Linked DNA regions of Homo sapiens: region 2 is linked to region 1. Evidence: chromatin contacts called from ENCODE Hi-C or POLR2A ChIA-PET data. All regions are on one chromosome and are shown on one strand. The core of a region is the stretch at or near the end of the contact, and the rest is flanking DNA. Distances in the headings are between cores, read along the strand shown.

Region 1 (2,729 bases), core at 103-2,602:
AAACGATTCTTCCACCTCAGCCTCCTGAGTAGCTGGGACTACAGGTGCTCATCACTACACCTGGCTAATTTTTGTATTTTTTTGTATTTTTTTTTTTTTTAGAGACAGGGTTTTGCTGTGTTGCCCAGGCTGGTCTCCAACTCCTTGACTCAAGAGATCCGCCCACCTCCACCTCCCAAAATGCTGGGATTACAGCTGTAAGCCACTGTGCCCGGCCAAGAACCTGCATTTCAAACATGCTCCCAGGAGAGGCTGATGCTATGGGCTTTGGCCACACTTTGAGTAGCAAGGTCCAAAGCCCCTAGAACAGGGCTGGTGAGTGGAGGAGGAAAGAAGCTCTCAGTAGGATTTCTCCTGCCTCACCCTCAAGCTCAAGTCCTGGAAACTTCTGGGAAGTGAACTGTAGTTGGAATCTCTGTTTCTCCACTGAGGGGCTGTGTGACCTTAGGCAGGAGACTTCACCTCTCTGGTCCTCAGTATCTTCAGCTATAAAGTGGGTCTCCTGAGAGTGACTCCTCCTAGTGCTGCTAGGAAGGGATGGAAGCAAATGAGCCATCAGGCACAGGGTGCAGGCGGGGGTTCCCCTCCTCACATGCTCTCCTGTGGACTAGTGATGCTGGTGGGTGGCCGAGGACGCATCACAGAGACCCCTCTGGAGTGGGTAACTGGAGAGGACCCAGACAAAGCCCTGGGCGAGCGCCCTGCACAGAGACCCTGCATGGAGGGGGAAGGAGGCCCTCCATTGATTGGGACATGCTCATCTTGACCATCCGTTGACCACCCCCAGCCTCAGGAATGCAGATCCCTGTGAACTGTCCGGAGACCACACCCCAGTGCTCCAACGAGTCTTGGATGTGCGGGTGGAGGGCGAACCCCCTCTTAAAGCTGGGGCCTACGGAGCAGTTGCTGAGATGAAATTCAGGCCTGGCCCCATTTAAATCCAGCCCCCACCTCCCCCTCCTTCCCAATTCGGCCTCCTCATCCTGCCCAACCTGCTTCACACCCCGACTCAGCCAGCAAACAGAGGTCTCCCTTTCCTTCCTCCAAAAGGGAAGGGGCTCCCCCAGGGCCTCCGCTGGAGTGGTTCTGGGTCTCCAAAGTCGGAAGTGCAATCGTGACCAACTCTCAGCTGCACCCTCTGCTGCCTGCAGCGGGTGTTTCACTTGCTCAGCAGGAATCCTGCCCCTGGTGACACCTCCACCCCAGGAGGCCAGCAAGCCCCTCAGGGAGCAAAACCAGTTGCTCTGGGAGACCTGGGCCTTCCCCACCGCCTCCCCCTGTCCACAGAGAGGGGCGGACATGCGGCACCAAAAACCGTGTTTCTGACTCTGGCATCAAAGGTCATCCCTTGTTTCTTCCTCAAGCGACGTTCAGTGAGCCCTGGCTAGGGGCCAGGTACTGTGCTGGGACAGGCACCGGTGCCACAGCAGCAAGGAAAACAGACAAAAATCCCTGCCCTTCTGGATATTACATCCCGGCAGAGAGACAGAGACAGCGTTCCAGTTACTTAATAAGTAAATAAAAATACAGTGTGTCTGGTGACAAGTTTGTTGGAAACAAAGCCTGATAAAGTCACGGGGGCCCGGTGCTATTCTAAAGAGGGAGTCCAGGCAGGCCTCAATGAGAAGGGGACATTTGAGTCACGACATTAAAAAGGCAACGCCTGAGCCAGGCAGGTATCTGGGGAAGGGCTCATCCGGGAGAAGGAACAGCCAGTGCAAAGCTGCTGAGGGCTTAAGAAACAGCAAGACCGCCAGCGTGGCCACAGCGAAGTGCCGGAGGGAGGGGAGGAGGGGAAGTCAGAGGCTCTCGTCACCTGCGGTTCTCAGGGGACATCTGGCGACATCTGGAGACATTTTTCCATTGTCATAATTTGGGGAGTACTACTTGCCATCGAGTGGGTGGGGGCCAGGGATACTGCTAAACACCCTGCAATGCCCAGGGCAGCCCCTGCTCAGAGAACGGCCCAGCCCAATGTCAAAAGTGCAGTAGTTGAGAAATTCTGCTCTAGGGCTTGGCTCTGCTCCGCTTATAAGTCACTGCGATGACCTTGCTGTCACCCTGAGAGGGGAGGAATCCATTGCAGGGGCTGGAGCATTAAGATCACACTTTGGTTGCAGCAGCACCCCCTGGCTGCCAAGTTGAGAATGGGCAGCCCAGAGGCCAGGAGGGCAGCAGGGAGCCCAGGGAGGAGGCCGATGGAACGCCCAGGTGAGAGGGTGGTGGCCCAGGAGAGGTGATAAAGGATCAGAGTCCCCACCTGTGATTTCATCTTCACCCAGTAATTCCAACCTGGGGCGCCAGCCTAAAGAAATAGGCACATACTGAAAAAAAAAAAAAAGGTTCACAAAGGAGGCTAGTATTATGATTGAAAGACAAAATTGGGAGTAACATCTCCATTCATTCAACAATAGGGGCCCAGACAGGCACAGCTGGGGTGGGAACTCTGAAAAGGTAGCCTGCTCTCCAAGGTGCCTCCTTGCCTGGAGAGGGGCTCCATCACTGTGTGTCACCTGGGCCATCAGGGAGATCATGGCCAGCACCTCCATGGGCTCCCACACACCCCCTCTGGAGGAGCTTGGGGGATGAACCTGTGGCTGGAACCCGTGGCTGGAAGGATGTGTGGAAAATGAAGACAGAGCTGGTTGAAGGATTTTCTTCTTTGTTTTGATATTTATTCAAGTAATAAAATCCAGGCAATGAGTACTCAGACAAAAGAGAACAGCCAC
Region 2 (2,700 bases), core at 169-2,668, 39 kb before region 1:
CAAACGTCTGTACCTTGAAAGGTTTGGAAAACTGGGATTTCCAAAGAACGTTAAAGCCTGAGCCCGGGAAGATCCTCCGGAGAAGAGCAAATGCTCAGGGGACTCCTGAGCCAAGCATTAAACATGGAGGTTGAGGACAGTTATTTCAAGATTTCTAACAGGAAGCTTTTTTTTCTTTGCCTCTTTGACTTCTAGTAATTAGTTAATTGCCCTTATGACTAGTTTGCAAAAATCTGCAGAAGGAACTTTCAGTCCCTTGAGAATAAAGCCTCTTCTATTTTAAGGATCTTTCTTTCTGTTTTTGGTTTTGGTTTTTTTGTGTGTTTGCTTGAGGTTTGGGGCTGGTGGTACAGGGGAGATTTAAAAAATAGCAGCATTTGGCCAGGTGCGGTGGCTCATACCTGTAATCCCAGCAATTTGGGAGGCTGAGGCGGGTGGATCACCTGAGGTCAGGAGTTCGAGACCAGCCTGGCCAACATGCCAAAACCCTATCTCTACCAAAAATACAAAAAATTAGATGGGCATGGTGGTGCACGCCTATAATCCCAGCTACTTGGGAGGGTGAGGCAGGAGAATAGCTTGAATGTGGGAGGCAGAGGTTGCAGTGAGCTGACACAATGAGACTCCATCTTAAAAAAAAAAATAGAAAAGAAAAGAAACAGCAGCATTTGCTTATTAGCATTAAGGCACCTGGTACCTGGCTCTCCCGCTACTATCCCCCACTCCAGTCCTCTTCCAGAAAGCTCTGGGTCCACCTTTATCTCTCAAAAGCTCTTTTAACACAAATTCTATGGGAAAATGCTCCCCAACAAGAAAAAACAGGGTTGCAGAGTTAAAAACAAATTACCCAGGCAGTGAGAGAGGAAAAAAACAGAGTAGCTGGCCTCGGGGAGAATGAGTGTTTTCAAACAGGATTTCAAAAGGAGATAGCTGATTGATTTAGAGACTTAACAACTCCTCAACCAGAGAAGAGAGAATAAAGAAAAAGCTCAGAGGGCTTGGAGTCAACTCAGGGCTCCTTAAATTTATCTTACAAATGGTGTTCATTCATTTCCAAAACTTTCTAATCACATGTGCAGAACAGACAGGTCTTTCACCTTCACAAAATACATCAGTTCAACGATTTGATTTTCTCTCAGAAATGTCACAGCATAAAGAAGGTTTTCTGTCTTTTTTTTCCCCTTCTTTTTTCTTAGACCTAAAGGTGATATCATCATGACTAACAGCAAAAGGTATTCTTGGATCCCGGTTTTGTTTGATGAACTGTTATATATTAAGTGTTACCCCTTTGGTGAGAGCTGTCAAAACAGTTTCATGTAATCTTCCCCAGGAGAAAGATCTTTGTGATGCCACAAAACTCAAATTATACAAATAACTGTCAAAAGCCATTAAAGTCAGCTGCAGAGGTGGGTGGGGGAGGAGAGAACAGGCGAGAGCCAAATCCTTACTTAACGTGCAGGGAAAATTCAAGATGTGGCATCTGCTCATGCTGATGAACAAGAATTCCTGCCTGCCTGGAATCCAGGGGTGAACAATTCATTGACTTGCACTCCTAAGAGAGAAGATGTAGAGTCTGGTGACACATATGGGCTCTGAAAGACCCCAACAGCCTGGCCTTGAATTCTGGGGCCATTGCTGACTGCTTCTGTCACCTTGGGGGACCTACTTAACCCCTCTGTGCCTCAGCTCCTCATTCTTGAAATGATTTTATTTTCTCTCTTTTTTTTTTTTTTTTTGAGATGGAGTCTCACTCTGTCACCCAGGCTGGAGTGCAGTGGCGCAATCTCGGCTCACTACAATCTCTGCCTCCCGGGTTCAAGCGATTCTCTTGCCTCAGCCTCCCAAGTAGCTGGGATTACAGGCGCGTGCCACCATGCCCAGCTAATTTTTTTGTATTTTTAGTAGAGACGGGGTTTCACCATGTTGGTCAGGCTGGTCTCGAACTCCTGATCCGCCCACCTCAGCCTCCCAAAGTGCTGGGATTACAGGCGTGAGCCACCGCGCCTGGCTCCTGAAATGATTTTAATCATGGAGCCCACGTGGTGGGTTGATGTGAGCCCTGATTCAGGACACGGTGGATGTGGCGGTGGTTGACGAGGGTTGGACTCTGATGATGGGTCCTCGCCCCCACATATTTTCACCCAGTACTTAAGGTACAGCAGGGAGCATTTGCCTGGCGCAGAGGAGATCTGGGGCTGCATTCTCTCTCCCCCACTCTGTGTGGTTTGGGCCAACTTAGGCTTCCAGACACCCAATGGTTTGAGAGCTTGGGAAAAAGAAAAAAATCCCCAATGGAGGAGAAACTGGAGTTGCAAGCATGTCATGTTCTCAGGAAGTGGGAACAAGGCCCCAACCCTTTGAGATTAGGTCGCTGGTTCCTAAGTAATGAGAGCCGGCCAGGGGTCCCTCTGTAAATCTCGGAGCCATCTCCCTTGGATGCACAGGTGAACTCAGGAGATCTCTTTCTTGACATCTGTCCCCAGGAGGGATGGCCCCCAGCTGAGTCTCAAATCAGAAACAGCTGTGGGAGTGGGAGCTGGCTTTTGTGGTTGAAAAGCTTCCATGAAGTCAAATGGCCTTCCACTCTGGGTGGTTAGGAGCTGAAGTCCTTGATGCCCCTCTCAGCAGGTGTATCCTGAAGTTCTCAGCACTAAAAGTTTTTGCAGGAGGCTGATCTTTGCAGAAGAGGCCCTCACCCAT

What was found. Hi-C counts contacts between places; a loop is a spot of excess contacts on that map. ChIA-PET counts read pairs that join two places held with the same protein, here RNA polymerase II (POLR2A). Pooled maps may share reads with other maps.
Region 2: a map of tibial artery shows a loop between it and region 1 (7-fold over the local background). The contact joins two enhancer-like sites. A Hi-C loop is called at or near these places in 2 of 168 maps with a recorded cell type or tissue (sigmoid colon and tibial artery) and 2 of 50 pooled maps. POLR2A ChIA-PET finds 5 or more read pairs at or near these places in 1 of 52 experiments (MCF 10A).

Annotation. Positions count from the first base shown.
Region 1 is chr20:57,046,324-57,049,052 of GRCh38, forward strand. No RefSeq gene overlaps it. Among named protein-coding and RNA genes, the nearest start is that of BMP7-AS1, 170 kb to the right of the region's middle. Within about 2 kb of position 1,353, at least 2 of the 41 ENCODE cell types and tissues checked have a DNase peak (open chromatin) inside an H3K27ac peak, as active enhancers do.
Region 2 is chr20:57,007,078-57,009,777 of GRCh38, forward strand. No RefSeq gene overlaps it. Among named protein-coding and RNA genes, the nearest start is that of BMP7-AS1, 210 kb to the right of the region's middle. Within about 2 kb of position 1,419, at least 2 of the 41 ENCODE cell types and tissues checked have a DNase peak (open chromatin) inside an H3K27ac peak, as active enhancers do.